Regions from separate parts of the Homo sapiens genome. Here regions 1 and 2 are each linked to region 3. Evidence: chromatin contacts called from ENCODE Hi-C or POLR2A ChIA-PET data. All regions are on one chromosome and are shown on one strand. Each heading gives the region's core, a stretch centred on a gene start or an enhancer-like site at or near the end of the contact. The rest is flanking DNA. Distances are from core to core; before and after follow the strand shown.

What was found. A loop is a pair of places that touch in the nucleus more often than their neighbours do. ChIA-PET counts read pairs that join two places held with the same protein, here RNA polymerase II (POLR2A). Pooled maps may share reads with other maps.
Region 1: a map with no recorded cell type shows a loop between it and region 3 (10-fold over the local background). The contact joins the promoter of PLEKHG7 here to the enhancer-like site in region 3. A Hi-C loop is called at or near these places in 3 of 37 single-sample maps with no recorded cell type and 3 of 50 pooled maps.
Region 2: a loop to region 3 is called in a pooled map, with 4 times the contacts of the local background. The contact joins two enhancer-like sites. A Hi-C loop is called at or near these places in 1 of 168 maps with a recorded cell type or tissue (sigmoid colon), 13 of 37 single-sample maps with no recorded cell type and 9 of 50 pooled maps. POLR2A ChIA-PET finds 5 or more read pairs at or near these places in 2 of 52 experiments (CD4-positive, alpha-beta memory T cell and T-cell).

Annotation. Positions count from the first base shown.
Region 1 is chr12:92,701,654-92,704,353 of GRCh38, reverse strand. It overlaps PLEKHG7 (pleckstrin homology and RhoGEF domain containing G7), which reads right to left and starts at 1,365. Exons shown (of 17, transcript NM_001377329.1): 1 at 1,222-1,365. RefSeq lists an enhancer at 1,165-1,224.
Region 2 is chr12:92,552,247-92,554,946 of GRCh38, reverse strand. No RefSeq gene overlaps it. Among named protein-coding and RNA genes, the nearest start is that of LINC02397, 87 kb to the right of the region's middle. RefSeq lists enhancers at 1,307-1,496, 2,626-2,700. Within about 2 kb of position 1,431, at least 19 of the 41 ENCODE cell types and tissues checked have a DNase peak (open chromatin) inside an H3K27ac peak, as active enhancers do; they include sigmoid colon, where a contact is called at or near this core.
Region 3 is chr12:92,033,754-92,036,453 of GRCh38, reverse strand. The region is part of intron 1 of LINC01619 (long intergenic non-protein coding RNA 1619); the gene reads left to right. Among named protein-coding and RNA genes, the nearest start is that of LINC01619, 110 kb to the left of the region's middle. RefSeq lists enhancers at 1,154-1,463, 1,187-1,481. Within about 2 kb of position 1,438, at least 27 of the 41 ENCODE cell types and tissues checked have a DNase peak (open chromatin) inside an H3K27ac peak, as active enhancers do; they include sigmoid colon, where a contact is called at or near this core.

The DNA.
Region 1 (2,700 bases), core at 116-2,615, 670 kb before region 3:
ATGGAGAGGCCAGTTCCTCATTCTCCCAACAAACAAATGCTGAGCTGAGCATCAAATCTATAGGTACTTTCTTTCTTTTTTTTTTTCTTTTTAGAGATGGAGTCTGGCTCTGTCGCCCAGGCTGAGTGCAGAGGTGTGATCATATCGCACTGTAACCTCAAACTCCTAGCCTCACAGAATCCTCATGCTGCAGTGCTCCTGAGTAGTTGGGGCTATGGATGCTTACCACCCCACCCAGCTAATTTTGAATCAATAGGTACTTTCACACATACATACAATCAGGGCCGTTCTATTATTTTTCTCCTTTAGAAGACTGTCCAAGTTCTAGGCAGCAACAATGTTAAAGGAATTCAGTATATTTGCATAGGCACTTGCATAATAGTTAGATCAGATTTCTTAGTCTTTGGGTTTCCCCTCTGTCCTTCTGGCCTTTTCCTCTCCTCTTTTGAGGGGTTAGGATACGGCTTTGGGTTTCCTTTGTAGTCGTTCAGACACAGGGGTGTAGCTGCTGGTAGGAAGTTATTTATGGCCAATAGGATTCACATCGGTAAGAATTATTTATTAGCCACTGTCTTAAATATTGGAACCAAGGCAATAGTAACTGCCGACATGATGCACTGCGGAAATGGAGAAACTTTAAAAACAGCAGGGCTTAGGGAGGTGGTTTGCAGAAAGGCAGGAAGAGCTCAAGCACCAGAAGAAATGGGTCTGGTTTCTCTTCCAGTATCACCGCCAATTGGCTGTGTGACCTAGGACAAGCCACTTCTCCTCTGCCAACTGCCATGCAGCATTTACCAAGAGGACATCAAAGAACCTCCCTCACAGGCCTGTTGCAGAAATTAAATGAGATAATGGCTAAGGCTCCTGGGAAGCTTTCCCTAAATGACTACACCCAGTGGATCTGGTAGAATCAAAAGTTAACAAGTCAATCCATTCATGCTAACTCTTCTTTATGTTTAAAAGAGGAAATTAATACATGGTCACCATAAAGAAAATTCACCAACCTTTGACCTTCCAAGCTTTGAGAATCCAGCAAACACCCACCCACACTGTTGGGGAAGCCATCTCACTGTACTAGAAATGAAACCATTGCAGGTTAATGATTCACTAATTCTAATGAGACCTGGAGAGATCAGCAAAACAAGCGAAACTGATAGCAATAGGACAAAAGGAAAGTGCAAGAGAGAAACCCAGAAAGCAGCTGAATGTTGCCTTTAATACCTGTAAGATGGTCTGTCCCTGAAGGCAACTGCACCCAGGTGGGTCCCGAGGCTCCTCAGAACCCGCAGATCCAGAGTGAGCTGCCAGGCGAGGGCTCGGAGCAACAAGTTCCACACCTGTAACAATGCGTCCTCCTGGCTGAGTGAAAGCAACCTTGCTACCAGCTGCAATGAGGAACTGGTCTCTCCCCTCCTTAGAGACATTTCCAGTTATTTGTTTATGAAAAAGCCTAAAGGGAAGCCAGCTCAGAATCTAAGGCAGCCTAAGAACAAGTCAGGTAAACAACGGCTGATCAAATACAGAAATGATGCAAATGTAACTTTTTACTTCCTCTTGAGGCATTCAACAAATCATCACTCATAGTTCAGTGAAGCAGTTCTAGGTTTCTATTTCATTTATTTTCTCTAAGGTTGTGAGATGCATTCTTTGGGACTCTACTTTCTTCACATCATAAAACATTTTGTGTTGATCTATTTTATTAATGACTTGCTTTGATAAGCATTGAATAGTAGAGGAAATGATTAGAGCACCAGGGAGTGAATTTGTGAACATTAGTTTTCAAATAATTAAAATGCAAATGGAAGAGCATTTATATCTACCAGTATTCTCATTAGATCAGTACCCCAAAGAATATTTATTTGATGCCTAGGTGGAGATAATGCATATGTATGCAGCATTAAACAAAAATGTCTATAGACTTTCCCAAAACAAAGTTGAAGTAATTCTAATGAAGTCTAATTCACTGAAGTTTTCATTGATTGGACTCATTACAGATACTTACTGTGAAGGTTCCCTGAGGTCGGTAGTTCTTAAAGTAGGGTCCCTGGACCAGCAGTATCACTATGACTTGAGAACTTGTTAGAAAGGAAAAATCTTCCCCCTCCATGCTCTCCAACCCCTGGAACTCTGGGATGGGGTCAGAAGTCCGTGGTTTTTTTTTGAGACAGGGTCTCACTCTGTCACTCAGGCTGGAGTGCAGTGGCACGATCTCAGCTCACTGCAACCTCCACCTCCTGGGTTCAAGCGATTCTCCTACCTCAGCTTCCTGTGTAGCTGAGATTACAGGTGCACACCACCAGGGCCCGGCTAACTTTTGTATTTTTAGTACAGACGGGGTTTCACCATATTGGCCAGGCTGTCCGAACTCCTGACCTCAGGTGGTCCACCCACTTCGGCCTCCCAAAGTGCTGGGATTACAGGTGTGAGCCACTGTGCCCAGCCAGAAGTCTGTGTTTAACAAGACTTCCAGGTGATTCTTACATGGGTTAAAATTTGAGAACCACTGCCCTTAGAGGAAAAGAAAAAAAGGTCTAACTTATAGATGTTGGCCTTGTGATAAACTTTATATTAGTCTTTAATTCTCTCATATTGATCTTACTAGAACATCATTTACTTAGAACTTTGAAAAATGACTTGATCTCCTGCCCTCACCACCATTGCCAACATTACCATGACTCAACCAAAAGCAGGATATCAAAA
Region 2 (2,700 bases), core at 182-2,681, 520 kb before region 3:
GAAGCAGGGAGTCAGTCGGCCGGGAGTGTGGTTTATTCAGCAGAGGCATAATTTCTCACTTCTATACTTTGCTATTTACAGCACACCATTTTTATAAACACAGCATTTAGGCCAGAAAAGGAAGTCCATTTGGCCTATACAGCTCTTATATCAAGAGAAAAATTTCTCCCAAATTTTCTCATCATTCTGAATGAACTAAGGTCCTCAAAAAGTGCACACTCAGTTCTCTTGTTGGAGACAAGATTTATAAACAGTTTATGCACCACACATTTAGTTTTGCCACAGTGGCAGCAGCAGGATAAATAAAACTAGGCCTTTTTGTTCAGTGATTTAAAATGTAAGAAAATGAATGTGCACTTGCATTGTTATAGGGGAGGAAGGAGAACGTCATTCCTGAAGAGTGCTGAGCAAAGTTTCATTTCCTAAGCTCAAATCCCTTTGCTCCTCTTTTGGAAAGCCCATAACTCCCCTTGGGAGATATAATTTTTCTTGTGGAGTAAGGAAAAAGAACTAAGACTTACTCTCATTAGAGAAGCTGGAAGTCTTGGTTCCTGGTTTTCATTATTTTGGGTTTCTGTTTGAAGATGTGTAATCTTGGAAAACATTTAATGGTGACCTTGGGACTTTCTGCTTGAAGTTTTCAAATGATCCAGATGACCATGTGAGACAGAAATCCTCTCTTTAAGGAGCATTTTAGGAAGACAATAGGACTTAATGTCAGAGCCTGGGAGTTGAGTCTTGTCACCATTATACTTATTGTGTGGGTTTTAGCAAGTCACAGAAGTCATCCTACAGGACGGTGAAGAGCCGATGAATCTGGTGTTTGGTGATTGCCAGGCACTTTGACAATAGTGATTATTGATCATTGTTCTGATTATCATCGTTTTTACTCTCCTGGTAGATTTATTCTTTGGGGGAACTTGTTTTCCCCAACAGACTTACTTATTTGAGGTTTTTGTACCATTCTTATTTTGGAGGAGAATGTTCTAGTTACTGAATTCAATATAACAAACATTTAAATTTTAAAATAAAGAAGATTACGTATTAGAAGGGGTTAACAAGATAGGTTGGTATTAACTTAATCTCACATAAATTGAGGAAAGAAGCAGGAAGAAAGTGCATGCCATGAGTTAACAAAGACTATGTAGCATGAATTCTGTCAGGGAGAACCATGGAAAAGACTCCGTGGGGAAGTGGTGGCAGAGAAAAGAGCTCTGTTACCTGCACAGGGGTGAGACAGGCTGGAAAGGCCCTGGCCAGGAAGTAGACCGACCTCCTGTGAAGGGGCAGGCACAGGACACGTAGGGGTCAGGCAGGAAGTCCAGACCAGCACGTACAATATGCCTCTGGTAAGTGTGGCAGTGGCCAGCATGGGATTTTCCAGCATAGCTGTCAGCATCAGAGACCGAGAGCAGAAGGAAGGGCAAGTTTCCACAAGCCCAGTGACAGGAGCACGGGAGTGAGTGATAATAACAGCTTCTGGCAGCCAGGCAGTAGCTAATCAGGACCAGAAAATCTGGCATGAGTAGCAGGGTCTCAGAAAGCTCCCCCACCACTATCTTCTACCCCTACACACACACACACACACACACACACACACACACACACACACGTCTCCACTCTCTCTTCTGTTATAACTATTTATTGAGCAAAGGCTCTAAAATCAGAATGCCTGTTTGAGTTCTGGTTCCACCATGGAATGGCTGTGTGTCCTTGGAAGAGTTCCTCAAACCCTCTGTAGCATGGGTCTGCTGACTATGTAGGGCTCTCCAGCATCGCCGTGTTGTGAACGGGAGGGGTAATCATGTGTAGGAGTTGTGTGCCAGAGTCTGGCCCATAATACATGCTCAACAAATAGGTTGAACAGGAATGAAACTAAGAGATCAGTCTTAGAGCCAAATCTGGGCTCACACATGAGAATCAAGATGGCTCTCACAACAGAGATGTAACGTGGAGCAATGGCAAGCCTTGGCTAGTCGTGGATCTCAGAGGGTGGAGTTGGTTACCTTGACATCTCTTTTGTCTGAATTGGGGTTCATTCTATAGATTGGCATAGGGTTGGGCTTCAGATGAGGGTCAAGGAGAGGGATGCAGCATCTAGAGGCCTGGCAGGTACACAGTCCCATAGCGGGTAGGAGTGCAACAGAACAGCATTCTGGGGTGGTGGCAGGGGCTGCAACAGGGTAAAAAACACATAGGCAGGCTGGAAAGTCAGATGATAAAGGCTGAGGAGTGAGTGGGTCACTAGAAGGTAAAAACAGCCATCCAATCATCTCCAAGAAGTCCTGAGGTCAAATTCCAGAGAGTTGGAGGTTGGCCAAAAAGATAAGCAGGATTGAGTGAGGACTCTTGGGAAGCAGGCAGACTTGAGTAGGCTGTTGGTTTAGAAATAGATGGTGGTAGTGAGGGAGAAATTAAATAAACAAGCATGATTTGTGGTACAAGTTACAGAAGAGAAAGGAAGACAGGGATCAAGTGCTGGTGTGGAGTTATTTATGGAATGAAGGAATAATGATTCTTTGATCACATTAGTAGTTAATGTTTGAGTATAGATAGGTGGAGGAAGGTTGCAGGAGGGAGGAAGTGTTCCTCTCCCAAAAAGGGAGGGTGAAGATCTAGAGAAATAAAGAGGTAGAAAAGGGAGAAATGAGGAAGGCTTTCTCTGATGGCCTCATTCTCAGTGAAGAATGACACAAAGTC
Region 3 (2,700 bases), core at 189-2,688:
AGAACCTTGTCCTTATAGGTCAGGCAGGGTGACCATCATCTGCAAGCACTTTGTCCTCTCTGACTTCAAAACAACCAATTTATGATGACACGGACAAGTCAGGAGACTCAGAGCTAAAACGAACAGGATTTTGTAGATCTAATGAAGACTCTGTCAGGCCTCATTTTGATCTGGTTAATGAGGATCTGATTGAATTTGCCATCGTGAGGTCTTCTGGGCCAGTAAACGATTTCCCTTATTTTTCTGCACAGAAACAAGGATGAGGGCGAGTTGTCAGTGTAAGCATTTGTATGTCATAAGTTGTCAGACATCATGCATTTGGTGGATGATTTGCTAGGTCATCTCAGAGAGATCATTTAATCTTCTTGTGTTTTAGTTGTTTACATCTGTGAAAGCATAATTACACATATGGGGCTTCCAAGGAAAGTTTTATTAGTGAAAATATGTAAGGTGTATTAATTTGAGGGGCTTTTGCAAAAGAGCTTTGCATCACTTTTTGCTAGACAAAGTGTCATCTTGAGGCGGTATAGAAATTCGATGGCAAGATAGTCTGAGAAAAAGTGCTTGCCAAGGAAATATCAGATCTGAAGGAAGGGAGGGGTCATTCCTGGTATTCCATGCATTTGGAGGTGACTTCTGACAGGGCTTGTTGGTACAGTATTTTCTCTGAGAGAAAAACTGAAATCATAAGAACACCATTTGGGAGCCCAAATTCAATGTATCCACAATTAAAAAAGACAAATTCTTATATGCTCAGCTTCAGATTATGAATTACCAATAACATCTTGATGGTTTTGTTCTTTTGCTTTGAGGGGACTTTGGTGCTGAAAACACTCAAAACTCTGCTTTTCACAGGCAGCACGTAAACAACAGCAAACCTGGAAGATGTTAGTCCTTCAAGATGTGCAGGTTAGCACACTCTGGTTTCATTGTACTCTCTTATGATCCAGTAGCCTCAGATCCCCCAGACCAGGTATACTTTTATAAATACATACAGAACCAATCAATATTTATTTTTGGGTCACTAAAACTATTCTAGCAAATTCCTTAATAAGGTCTCTAGATGAAAATACATCTGAAACCAAAGAATAGTTTTGCTTTCACAACTTCCAGTTCCGATATTTTAAAACACTGATTTAAACCTTTTCATATGTAACAAGTGAGACTCGGGGGGGAACCCTGTATTTCACCTTGCTGCTTACCCACTCTCTTTCTCCTCCTTCCTCCACCCCCTTGAAACTGCAAGCATGAATTCTGTTGCTTTCATCTGTGTGAATTTCCCGTTGGCAGTGCCCCAACTCTCGGAATCATTCTGTTTCCCCCAAGGGAATCAGCAGATGTTCCTTGTGTGATTGATGTACCGTGTGCTGTTCGGCTTTGCCTGGGCTTGTCCACGTGTCCTCCAAAAATGTAAACAGAGGCGCTGCAACTGTGCCTCAAAGTGGCAGGCAGGGCGGCAAGTCGGTAACAAAACCAAACAAATGCAGGAAATGTTGCTCCTTCCTGCAGTATGTGCAGGAGGGTGGCTCTCTCATGATACAGTTCTAGCTGTAGTATCTGAACAAGGTGGGTTCTATGGTGTAAAAAGTCACTTGTTAAGTGCTGTGACAATTTGTCAATCTGTGTTACTTCACACTGAAAAAATTCCCAGCAATGTCATTTCTGCCAGTATCACGGGAAATAGTTATGTAGTTAAAGTTTTAAAAGCTAAGTTCACTGCATATTGTTTATAATAGTTCAAAAGTGGGATGGAATTAAATGTGTAACAAGAATTTGGTTAAAAAAATCATGATATGTGTCTGTTTATATCTCTTCCAGATATATCTATTTTTACCATTTAAAATGAGGGTGTAAAACAGTGGCCTTAAAAATTTTTGATTGTGGGCACCCTTGGGGAGCTCAATAAAAGCTGTGAACCATCTCCCTAGAAAAATCTCCATATGCTCAACATTTTCATGTAATATAAAGAGATTTAAACAGGAACCTGTCTATCACTCAAAGGTTAAGAACTCCTAGTATTAAGAATTTAGTAGAAATAATATTTAATAATTTAGATATATGGAGTAGTGGAACAAGCAAGTTATAAAAGTATGATTCAGCCAGGTGCAATGGTTCATACCTGTAATCCCAGCACTTTGGTTGGCCAAGGCGAGAGGATCACTTGAGCCCAGGAGTTTGATAACAGCCTGGGCAGACTCTGTCTCTACTAAAAAAAAAGAACTAGGTGTGGTGGCAGCATGCACCTGTAGTCCCACATACTCTGGAGGCTGAAGTGGGAGGATTGCTTGAGCCCAGAAGTTCAAGGCTGCAGGAAGCCACTGCACTCCAGTCTGAGAAACAGAGCCAGCCCCGTGCCTCAAAAAAAATAAATAAATAAAAATAAAAAAAAGACTATGATCACATTTTTGTAAAAATAACCCCACCATATATAGTTAAAAAAAAGGGGTGGGGGCTTTGAAAAGCTGAACATTTAGATGCTAATGATGGCTTCTCTGGGGATGATAAGTTTTCTCTGCAAGTCTTCTTTTCTCTTTCCCTTCCTCCCTCCCTCCTTTCTTCTTCTCTTTCTTCATTCATGTCTCCCTCTCTCCCTTCTTCTCCTTGTTTTCCCTTATTTGTATCTTCTAACTTTTCTACAATTAAACAAAAACTACCTTTATGAAAAGAAATATGTCATGTAAGTTTGTTTTAATTAAACAA